3 separate regions of the Homo sapiens genome follow, and regions 1 and 2 are each linked to region 3. Evidence: chromatin contacts called from ENCODE Hi-C or POLR2A ChIA-PET data. All regions are on one chromosome and are shown on one strand. The core of a region is the stretch at or near the end of the contact, and the rest is flanking DNA. Distances in the headings are between cores, read along the strand shown. Region 1 overlaps LOC105376214 (a long non-coding RNA gene). Region 2 has its middle 380 kb from the start of ACTL7B. Region 3 overlaps LOC105376208 (a long non-coding RNA gene).

What was found. A loop is a pair of places that touch in the nucleus more often than their neighbours do. ChIA-PET counts read pairs that join two places held with the same protein, here RNA polymerase II (POLR2A). Pooled maps may share reads with other maps.
Region 1: a map of mammary epithelial cell shows a loop between it and region 3 (4-fold over the local background). The contact joins two enhancer-like sites. A Hi-C loop is called at or near these places in 2 of 168 maps with a recorded cell type or tissue (MCF 10A and mammary epithelial cell) and 4 of 50 pooled maps. POLR2A ChIA-PET finds 5 or more read pairs at or near these places in 2 of 52 experiments (MCF 10A and PC-9).
Region 2: a map of MCF 10A shows a loop between it and region 3 (3-fold over the local background). The contact joins two enhancer-like sites. A Hi-C loop is called at or near these places in 2 of 168 maps with a recorded cell type or tissue (MCF 10A and aorta) and 3 of 50 pooled maps. POLR2A ChIA-PET finds 5 or more read pairs at or near these places in 3 of 52 experiments (H1, MCF 10A and WTC11).

Annotation. Positions count from the first base shown.
Region 1 is chr9:108,271,166-108,275,173 of GRCh38, reverse strand. All of the region lies in intron 4 of LOC105376214 (a long non-coding RNA gene), which reads left to right. It overlaps LOC105376212 (a long non-coding RNA gene), which reads left to right. Exons shown (of 3, transcript XR_930235.3): 1 at 1-3,810. Among named protein-coding and RNA genes, the nearest start is that of ACTL7B, 580 kb to the left of the region's middle. Within about 2 kb of position 2,498, at least 17 of the 41 ENCODE cell types and tissues checked have a DNase peak (open chromatin) inside an H3K27ac peak, as active enhancers do; they include mammary epithelial cell, where a contact is called at or near this core.
Region 2 is chr9:108,476,760-108,480,542 of GRCh38, reverse strand. No RefSeq gene overlaps it. Among named protein-coding and RNA genes, the nearest start is that of ACTL7B, 380 kb to the left of the region's middle. Within about 2 kb of position 1,907, at least 13 of the 41 ENCODE cell types and tissues checked have a DNase peak (open chromatin) inside an H3K27ac peak, as active enhancers do.
Region 3 is chr9:107,736,779-107,740,522 of GRCh38, reverse strand. All of the region lies in intron 1 of LOC105376208 (a long non-coding RNA gene), which reads right to left. Among named protein-coding and RNA genes, the nearest start is that of KLF4, 250 kb to the right of the region's middle. RefSeq lists enhancers at 698-1,198, 1,328-1,827, 1,828-2,329. Within about 2 kb of position 2,327, at least 24 of the 41 ENCODE cell types and tissues checked have a DNase peak (open chromatin) inside an H3K27ac peak, as active enhancers do; they include mammary epithelial cell, where a contact is called at or near this core.

The DNA.
Region 1 (4,008 bases), core at 1,249-3,748, 530 kb before region 3:
ATGGGAAAAGCATGGCACCAAACAGACTGTGAAGAGGACACATGTTTACATCATGAAAGCTGAAACCAGAAGACAGTGTCTTATTCAACCTCAGCTGAGAACAGGTGTTTTGGGCAACTCAAATTTTTCACTGCTCTGCACATGTTTATGAATAACTTTGAAATTGCCATATTGATTTTAGGGTTACAAATAAATTTAGCAAGTAAACAAATTCACAGACGCAGAATCCAAGAATAATGAGAACCGACTGTATATTCAATCATTGGGCAAATATTAATTGTGTGCCTACTATGTGCCGGACACTGTTCTAGTCACTGGGGATTCAGCAGTGAACAAAACAAAGCCTCTGTGCTCCTGGACCTAACATTCTGGGGAAAGGGTAAATGCAGGTAGTAAAGTACATCATGGTCAAGATGGTGATAATCTATGGAGACAGATCACACTGGGAGTGGAGTAGGGAGGGATTAGTGGAGTGTTCTGTGAACACTCAAGGAAATCAGTTCATATGGACATGTGTGGAAGGAGCAATTTGGGAAGTAGGGACACGCAGTGTAGATGCTGAGCAAGAAGCCAGGATGGCTGCAGTTGGGGGTGGCAGAGAGGAGATGAGATAAAGACTGGGTTGGCAAATGATGTAGGATTCTCTGACTTCAGAACCTGGGCTCTTGAAAGGAACATGGGATGAAGATGCAGTATGAGCACTGGGGTGCATTCTAAGTTGTCATAAGGTTGGCAAACGAAAAAGACTGTGAGCTTTTGCTCTTGAGAAAGGTTCCAGTAAGATCCAAAGAAAGAATCTTCGCAAAGGGGTGGAGGCTTCGCCAAGGCCCCCAGACCTCTACTTCATCTGAAGCTTCAGGGTGGGTCACCTGAGGATGCCTCTTTTAGGGAAGTGACTTCAAATCAGCTTGGGATTGGAGGAGACTCTCTGGGAGATAATCTGGCCCAGAGCTGCAATACTGAGGACAATTTCATCAGCATTGACAGTGCATCTGAGGAGAGGCTGGTCACAGCAAACAAACCATCACCCAGGACAACAGGAGTGAAGGCAGAGAGCAAGTCTGCACAGTAAGATTAGCTTGTACAAAAACACTGCTCAACCAACTCAGCTCTGCTCACTGCACTCATCAGAATATGAATGCCACAGCCCATGTTGGAGTCAGTTGCAAAACTCATCTGCAGTTAGACATCCTAAGACTCAACCCATACCACTGACTGATATGGAAACTGAGGCCCAGCAAGGGAAACTAATGAACATCCCATCAAACACCAAGGGAGGGGCTGAACCAGGATGGAAACTTAGCTCTGGCCAAACCATCATTCTAGACAGTTATTCCTAGAGTTAAAAAAAAGAAGAAATTTCACAGAATTCCCAGGTTTGCAGAAAAGCCACTGATTGAGCTGCTGTGTTTGTGTCCATGCAAGCAACTGCAGCCACCTCTACAATTCAGTTTAGTGACTTTATTTATTTATTTATTTAGGCAACCTGGCCATTCAACATCTGCCTCTTGGAGGGCCCTGTGGAAAACTGTGTGGCCATAATGTGAGCCACTCCCAAGAGAAAGGTTCTTAGTCAGCAAAGGTGGTCACGCTAGTTGGAAGAGTCAAAAGGAATTAAACTCCTGTCCCATGATCTTTAGATCTAACAGAGGCACTGGTTCCCTCTTTCAAAGCTTTTTGTAGGAAGGCCTGTCATTTGTGAGGCTCTCTGGCTTCAGGCTTCTGCCTATCTTCTGCGAGGCACTGAATCCCAAAAGAAGTGGAAAGTGGTTGGTCGGGGACAGTGGTGTGCTGGTAGACCCGCTCTCTGGGGGATGGTAAAGGAAAGCCTTGGTTTCCTGCATTTGCCCGATATCTGTGGTGCAAATACTTTCCCCATGGTGGCTTTCAAGCTACCAAGGATTCACAACCGGCTCACAGAATTCCTGAAAATTTAACAATCCACTCTCATGCGCCTGCTGCAGCCATTTCCAGCCCACCTCTGTAGCTCTCTAAACAGCAGGGCCTCATGGATGAGACTAGAGAGGGGAGATGTAGCTGGCTCTGTTTAATTCTGTGAGGTCAAACCACACCTGGGAGGGTGTGTCTGGTTTCAAAGCCTACATTGTAAGAGGAACATAGGCACACTGAAAATTGTTTGATTTGGGCAAGAAGCAATTTCGTCTGAAAAGCCCACCGGGAGACCTATTGCTGGAATGAGAATCCAGGGGAAGAAAAACACAGGGTATCCTGGCCATTGTTTCCAAATCTCTGTGGGGCTGTAAGGTACTTTTCCTGAGGCGTGGAATCTGAACAAATGGGTTGGGGAGGCGTCTAGAACCGGGATGCTGATTTCAGCTCAACCTAGGACTTTTCCGATAAAGCCACCCAGAGAAAGGCAGAGCTGCCTGGCACCATGAGGAATGCCATCACTAAAAGAATAGCATAAAGAACATAGGGCACCCACTAGGTGGGGCTGTGACCGTGGGGACTCCAGGGGCCCCTTCTAGTTCCTGGGGTCTGATCCTGCAATGGACTCTTCTTCCTTTTCCTAGGTAGCCAGTTTTATCTTCTCACTTTCCACTCCCCTTTTCTCTTTCTCCTCTTTCCTGGGCTCTTTTTCTTAGCTGCCTTTAGCCTCTTTACTGGGTTGATCTTCCTTCTGGGACATTGACCTCTAGAGCTTCCTGCACAGAGCGGACTCAGCCCCTTCTCTTTCTCAGGACCCACTTACACCCCCGGGGGAGAGAGCAGGGGCCCTCCTTGTCTTATTTTTCCTTGCTTTCTCTTCTCTCTTCCAACATTCTCAGCTCCACATTTGTGATTGAAGAAGGGCAAATAAACAAATTGAAACTGAAACTGAGCATTGGCCATAAAGTGAGGACATCTGGGAGGCTTGTAAGGAAATTTACATGCTTGCCTGGTTTCAGGTTGCATATTTTGTGTTGCCTGGTAACAAGCCCAGCGTTCCCTTTCATGCTTTATTCTCCTCCTATCCCCTGTTTATAGTGTAATTACCACTGTGACATCATAATCCCTCATTGAACAGCTGTCAGGGGGGCCCAACTGCTGAGTAAACAGGGCTTTATAATCTCTCCTCCCATGGGCTGGTTTACTAAATAGATCAATATTTGGTTTGTAGGCACAGAGATTAGGAGGTGGAAATGTCTTTTGAAAAAGCCCAATCTCTTCCCAGGGCCCTGAGTGCACCTGAGAATGCTGAAAAGAAAAGCCAAGTTCACGGACAAAAAAAGAATCACCCAAGCTGCTTTCACCTGCCTGCGATTTCCCAGGAAGCCAGTTTGTCTTTAAGAAGTGAGACCCATTTGAGAATGAGTAATGTCTTAGGCTCTTTAGTCTAATGCTTAGAGAATTCCACTTTCTTCTTTCGCTCGGCCTCCCCCTGAGCTCCCCTTTCTCTGTCCCCAACTCCATTTTATTTAATCTTTCTAAATGGATATTGTAGCCTCAGGGACTAAAAGAATGACACATGGATAAACAGGAACTAAGCTCCTAAGCTTTTCCCCTACCTGCCATCTTCCTCACCACGCATGAGGATTAGAAGCATCACAAAGAAAGCAGTCTCGGAAGTTTGTCAAATAGAGATTTCTGGGTGATGGTTTGGGAAAGGATGATTTAGATCGTGCCTCTCCTGGGTCGGGAAAGTGACTGAAACACATAACAGCAGAGAACTTGAAGTGCTGGTTTGAGCTTCAGGAGATGTGAGTTCTAGCCCCAGTGCTGCCTGTGATTTTCTCTGTGACCTGGGACAAGTCCCTTGTGGATACGACAGGATATGCGGGCTACAGGGATCTCTGAGGCTTCTCCCAGGTAGGCAAAGTGGAGTGTCAGACTAAGCTGGGCTCAAAAGTTTGTCCTGACACTAGTTAACAGCAAAGTCTTCAAATCACAGGCAACTCTTAAGAGTTGCACTTGCTTCGCTGTAAAAAACGGGAGAATTAATGAATCACTGTGAAGACTAAATGAGATAATGGATGGGGCACACCTCACTGGGTGTGTGATACTTGG
Region 2 (3,783 bases), core at 658-3,157, 740 kb before region 3:
CCTCAACATTAATCAGCTTATTCTTTCTATAATTTGACTTTGCTGTGACACCATCATAATAGGGTTCAAAGTGGTTACAAGAAACAGCATTGTCAGCATGTATATGGACATTCTAATGCATTAATGGGAGGAATGTGCGTTGGTATAACACTTCTGGTGGGCAATTCAGTTACGTGTATCAAAAAATTTCAAAACTTCTGTGTCTTTTGGTCCAGCACTTCCAGGAGTTTATTCTTTCATGTCCAGGAATAAATGGAAGTAATACAGATGGTCCCCAACTTAATGATGGTTCTGCTTAAGAGCCTTGGACTTGACTATGGTGCAGAAGCAATATGCATGGTATAGTAGTAACCATACTTTCAGTACCTACACCATCATTCTGTTTTTCACTTTCAGTATAGTATTCAAGAAGTTACATAAGCTATTCGACACTTTCTAATAAAATAAGTTTTGTGTTAGATAATTTTGCCCAGCTGTAGGCTAATGTAAGTGTTCTGAGCATGTTTAAAATAGGCCAGGCTAAGTTATGATGTTCAGTAGGTTAGTTGGATTAAATGCATTATCAACTTAGGATATTTTCAACTTATGATGGGTTTATGAGGACATAACCCCATTGCCTAAGTCACGGAATTCTTGTATATGTGTGCGTAAAAATTCAGCTACACTAAATGCAATGTGATATGTTTATTTGGATCCTGGAACGGAACAGGGACATTGGTAGAAAAGCTAATGAAATCTGAATAAAGTCTGGAGTATAGTTAATGTTAACATACCAATGTTGGTTTTTCAGTTATGACAAATGTACCATGGTAATATAAGATGTTAACATTAGGGGAACTCTATATTATGGGAACTCTATACTGGCTGCAACTTTTCTGCAAACCTAAAATACTTCTAAAATAAAATGTTTATTAAAAATATTCATCCATAAGGATCTGCAGTGCAGTGTGCCGTAAGAGCAAAAAGTTGGAAACAACCTAAATATCCAACCACTGACGCTTGCTTAAATAATTTTAATTTTATTCATAGAATGGAATAGCAGATAGTCATCCAAATGATGTTTTAGAATTCTATTTGTTAACAAAGATGTTCATAATATGTAAAGTGAAAAAGCAATTTTCAAAATATTATTATTTTATTAAAATGTGTACATAAAGAGAATTGACAGAATGTACTGAGTCATTGGGATTAAAGGAGATTAAATCTGTGTGTGGATGTGTGTACATATGTTTACTAGTTTTTAAATACAGGGCTTATGTTGGTTTTGTAATAAGAATTTTTAAAGTTTGTTTTTTTTTACTTTGCAAAAGTGAAATGGGTGAGTCAGACTGTTCTGACACAGGGCTGACAGTGATGAGTGTAGTCTCACCACAAACTTGAAAATAAGGGACATCAGATTGCACTCTGGGAATTAGGCTCAGAAATCAACATAGAAAGTATTAGTTTTGAGTGGGGCAAAATCTCTTTAAAGAATCAGAATGACTCACGGGCCAGAATTAGTCCTGGCTACAGCCAAACTTGACATTCAGAAATGTAGTTCAGAATGTGTCTGTCAGAACGGAGTTGGTACGGAACAAACTCAGCTAAAGGAGGGTCACAGAGGGTGCCAGTGTCATCTCAGCAGCCTTATGATGACACATCTGGTCAGACTGGCCTCAGTTTCTCTCTCTCTCTGATAAGTCTGTCCTGCAATGAGACAGAAGTGTCATCTGTTATCCCGCCTCTGACCACTAAACATTTTGATCATCCAGTTAATTCTCTGCCACTAATCAGGGTGAGGCCCACGAAAGAGCCTCTGGTTACTTGACTCTCCCTGTAGGCTGCCCACAGCTGGTCAGGCTGACACGAGCACCCATCCCCTTGACAATGAGTTTCCTCATTGCGAACGAGCAGATTTGGCAGCTAATTTGATGAATGTCTCTGTGCGCATTACTAGTGTGAGTCAGTGCTCTGGGCCCAGTCAAATCTGTAGCTCTGACAGGAGGAATTTATGAGCCTGTGAGGGGAAGGGCCAGAACATGGACCCTGTGAATTGCCCATAATAACGGTTCCCTTTGGGTCTTGTCAGGCACCCCCTTGGCCTCTTCTCAAAGATCCAAGCGGCATTTCCCCTGGGATGTAGTGGCTCACTCATTTCGTTTATAATGCTTCTCCCAGCCCAACCATCTGGCATTGGGAAAACCTGCCTAGTCCCCTTGGGTTAGGGCAGCAGAGTCCAGTGAGATGAGTGAGTCCTACAGGAACCTGGTAAAATAACTCAGATAAACATGGGAACCCAACAAACTTCCACCGAGGGTTGAATAGTTCCCAGACATCAAGCTTGGTGGAGATCCTTCATGTTCACTGTTCATGATGGCTCTGTCGTGGCACGAAAAGCATTAGACATGGAGTCATCAGATTTTGTTTCTATGGCTTTGGCCTAATTATCTGGGTGACTCTGCACCAGTCAATGTTTTGACGTCTTGACCATAAAATCAAGGATAGCAATACCTACCACACAGCATTGTTATAAGTTCAGTTGCTATGATGGATAGTACAGCACAATAGAAACTAGAAAGAAATGTACAAATAAAAAGTACAGTCATGTGCCACATAATGATGTTTGGTCAACTGTAGACTGCGTATGTGACAGTGGTCTCACAAGATTATGATGGAGCTGAAAAATTCCTGTCATCGAGTGACAGTATAGCCATCATAATTACTCACATGTTTATGGTGCTTCTGAGGTAAGCAGCGACGTGCTGTACAGGTTTGTATCCCAGGAATAATAGGCTATGCCATATAGCCTAGGTGTGTAGTAGCTTATACCATCTAGATTTGTGTTAAGTGCACTTTATGATGTTTGCACAACCATGAAATCACTTAACGACAATTTCTCAGAACATATCCCTGCTGTTAAGCAACGTGTGACTGACTGTATTGTTATTTCTCTTTTCATGAGTCATAATTCAAATGTGTGTGTGTGAGCAATTTTTTGAAATGCAAACAAATTGGAAAGTTTTATGTCCTGGAAAGTGGAGAGCTGATTTAGTTTCTGATCGGGTATGGAAATACATCAATTACTAAAGAGATAGCAAGCAATTCCTTAGTGTGCATAAAACTTCATAATTGAATATTTAACTTATATTAAGTATCCAATAACTGGGTTTTGTTCTGAATGCTAGCATTGCATCCAGATTCGATTCTACATAGTGTTTTTAAGATGCAGTTTCACCAAAGAGATTCTTTTGCTGCCATAATTCCAAAGCCCTGGTTAAGGCCTCTCCAATCTAGGAGCCCCTGTAATTCTTATGATTTTGTCTGCACTTAGAGACGTGTTGATTCTCTTGTCGGGCCCATGTCCTACATCTTGTATATTATGTTCACTTATGATTGTTCCACGGCCACACAGGGTTCAGCAGGAGAAAGACCCTGGAGTTGTAGTCAAAAGACCCTCAATGTGTGCATATCTCAGATTCCTATCTATAAAATGAGATAAATGATTTACTTTGCATGATATGGTTTAAATGGAACACTGAATTGTTATTGGATTCTTACTTTGTTCCATAAAACTGTAACACTCATCATTTTATTCTTATTTCAAAGACCGAGACATTGTGTAGGGCAGGTAGACCTCCTAACCTAGACCATGTGATGCTAGGCCACCATCCTGGTGAGGCTTTGGGGCTTGGACTTGTCCATCAACAGAACATTTCCTGCTGGTTGAAGCAACTGCTTCTATTCTGGAAGAGCTCTGGTTCTGATATTCTTTCTATAAATAAGAATGACTAACACTGATGGAGC
Region 3 (3,744 bases), core at 1,078-3,577:
CAAACTCTCATCTTATGTGTAATTTTAGCTACCCAACCCAGGTGACCCAGACGATGGTGGCCTGCCATTTGTCTTTTCTCTTCCAGATAATCCACATGCCCCAAATATTTATTCCCCAAGTACTCATTGCACCCCCACTATCCGTAGAGCTCTGTGCTAGGCATGTAGGGTGCCGCTGGGAACAAGACAGATGCCATTGTCTAGTCCAGTGCTGGCCATGCGGGGACTGCTCAGCAAAGACTTTTGCTAAATGGAAACAAGTGATGATAAAGTGGAAAGACTTTTGACCTCCCCCATCTCTCTGGCTTCAAGACCCTGCATCTCTTCACCCTACAGACACCCAGTCCTGTCGATCCTACTTCCTTACTATCTCTCCCAGGCATTCAAGGAGGCACAGTGGGGAAAAGCCCTGAGGACCCGAGAAGAAGGTAGTTACAGGTGGCATCTTTTCTTTTTTTTTTTTAATGTTCTCACTCCCCCACCCACCATGGCAAAGGTCCCACTTGCAGACACACTCCTCCTGAAGTTGGAAGCTGGCCTTGCCTCTGCCATGGCAGGCAGCCCTGAGTCAGCTGCCAGGACCTGGGGTGGAGTACAAATAGCCCCAGGCCCCTTCAGGCAGACCAAGAGCCAGCAACTCACCCCCTGGGCACCCAGCCAGGCTTCCTTCAAGCCAGGGCCTGAGCACATGGACCCTAATCGGCGAAACCCCCCACCCTTCCTTTGCAAACACCCTTGTGGTCAGCTCAGGGCGGGCCGACAGGCAGAGCTGATCTCCCCCGTGCTCCCTGAAAGCCTCCACACTGAAGGAGCTGGCGCAGGACCGCTCAACCCCGGCCAAGAGCAGCCCGGCCATCTGAGAAGGGCTGGGAGCTGCCCTCTGGACAAGGAGCGGAGCTCCGGGATCTGAATAGGACGCTGACTCTGGTGGACTCCCGCCTGCATGTCCTCCAGTCCTCTGCTCAAAGGCCTGCTCCCACCTACTGCGATTACACACATACACCCCAGCACTCCTGTTTATGCCCCTTATCATGCTTTATTTTTTTATAGGATTAAAAAAAATTTTGTTTTGCCATTTGGCATATCATAATGTATATTATTCATTTGTGGGAAATTCACTAGGATGAAAGTTCTATGAGGACAGCAATCTTTTTGTTCTATTCCCTACTATATCCCATTTCTAGCTGCTAATAGGTGCTCAGTAAACATTTGAAGGAGGAGGAAGGAAAAGAAGGAAGAAAGGGAGGGTGGGAGGGAGAATCTTTAGAGAGGGTAGGTCTGGTTAGCCTTCTTCTCTTCCCGGCTGGCATCTCTCCTTCAGAACTACCCCAGACTGGTGGCCTTATAACCTTTTGGAGAAATGACTTTAGCAGCCACTTTTTAAACTTCCATTTATCCCATTTATCTGGGGCTCACTCTGTGTCAGGCAGTACAGATAGATGATCTCACTTGATCTTCTCAACAACTCTGAGGTCTGTGTCATTGCTTTGACTCAGGCTTTCTCAACCTCAGCCCTAGTGACAATCGAAGCCGACAGGTCCCTATTGTGGAGGGCTGTGCTGTGCATTGCAGGACATGTGGCAGCATCCCTGGCCCCAACCCACCAGATACCACCAGTACCCTTACTCCTAGTGTGACAACCAAAAATGTCTCCAGACATTGCTAAGTGTCCCTTGGGGTGGCAGGCAAAATTGCTTCATTTGAGAACCTCTGTGTTAACTCCACAAAGGGGGAAACAGGCTCAGAGAAGCTAAGGAAGTTGCTGGAGGCCATGACAGAGGAAGGAATCCCACCTAGGTCTGCCTTGCTTCAAAGCCAGCGTTCCCTCCGTTCTGCCAGGCCATCCTCCCTCGGCAGGCAGGGCTCACGGTCCAGGGAACTGTTACTGAGAGGCCTCTGCCCAGCCTCTGCCCAGCCCCTGCCTGTGTCCCAACGACGACAGAGCAAGGCCCCTGACGTGCGAGAAGAGCCTTCCCCAGCAGCCGCCGCTGAGTTTAAGGCCAAGCAGCTTGAAAAACACTTACTCATACCCTGGCCATGACGGGGAAACATCACGAATGATAAATCATATCTCTTAATTATCTGTGATTTCTGAGGCCGGCCAAAATTTCCTTTTCATGACAAATATTTGCTCTGAGATTTCTTTTCCCCTGAAAAAGAGAAGCAATGCAAGGAGATCCCTGGGGCTGGTCTCCCAAGTGGGAATCCCAGCATCTCTGATCAGCCCTCTTGTCCCACCCAAGCTGTCTGGAGCTAGGTTCCTGCCTGGGCATGCCTCTTCCCTCCACGCTCCAAGTAGTAAAATCCCCAGGTTTCTGTTTTGTTTTGTGTTTTTCGTTTTCTTGGAAGGGTGCCTGAATTGGAGATGTTTACTCACTTAAATGAGACCTATTTGAAATTACTCTGAGGGCGGGAGGAAGACAGAAAATAAAAGGGCATAGGGCCCAGGGTGAAAAGGCCAGGGTTCGAGTCAACTTGAAACTGCTGCAGGAAAATTTACCCCACTAGTCTAGCACCTCTTGGCATGATAAGGAGAGTGCCCAGTCTTCTCAGCCCCCATAACTTCTGGCCCTTCACCCTGCGGGGCTCCTTCTAGCTTCATCTTCCCCACTCTTCCCTTAGGGTGAGCCCCTTTACTAGCTTTTAAATACGATTTTTCACAGGTTTTTGTCTTTGCAGTGAATGCTTTTCCCTATTTTCTGCCCATAAAACTCCTATTCCTCTTCCGTAACCCAATATAAATGTCCCTTTCTTTGCCAATCCTTGCCCCACCCCGGGTAGAATTCATCTCTCCCTCTCCATGATTCCTCAGTAGTTTACACAGACATCAGTTTTACTTGGTTTATACTCTCTTGGAGATATGCATGTACCAGGCCTCTGGAGTCCAGGGGAAAAGCTGAGTGGGCGACCAGAGCAAGCCAACCGCCACTGGAGACAGAAAAAGACATTCAGGTTTTTTCGCTCCAGGGCTTTCCTGTCCACCCAGCTTGGTTTTCCCTGGTCCACTAACATGTATGACTGTCCTGGGCGCATCTGCTAGAACAAATTGCAGAGGAGCTTTGCAGCAGTCAGAAACTCTGATCCTATTTTGTTCTACATTCTGAAGCAGGTGACATGGGCCACCACATTCTTCTCTCTTTTCCTTCCTTCCTTCCTTTCTTCCTTTTCTTTCTTTTCTTTTCTTTTCTTTTTTTTTTTTTTTTGGCAGAGTCTTGCTCTGTTGCCCAGGCTGGAGTACAGTGGCATGATCTCAGATCACTATAGCCTCAACCTCCTGGGCCCAAGCAATCCTCCCACCTCAGCCTCCTGAGTAGCTAGGACTGCAGCCATGCACCACCATTCTCAGTTATTTTTTAATTTTTGTAGAAATGGGGTTTTGCTATGTTGCCCAGGCTGCTCTCAAACTTCTGAGCTCAAGGGATCCTCCTGCCTCAGCCCCTCAAAGTGCTGGGATTACAGCCACGCACCACCATGTCAGCCAGGCCACCACCACTTTCTATGAGAATATTCTGGGTTCTGGTTACACTCACGTGCCATTGTCATGAAGCTAGGCTCATTGAAGGCACTTGACCATAGTCCATCTCAATCTCTCTCCTCTTGGCATAAAAATATGGAGTGAGCAGAGTGGGGTGCCTGGTCCTGGCTGAAAGAAAGCAGAGAGCTGATATCCATCTCTGCAGGTCAGCCTCCCACTACAAATTCACAGCCACCCTACTGACTACCCACGAGCTCTGCTGAGACTCA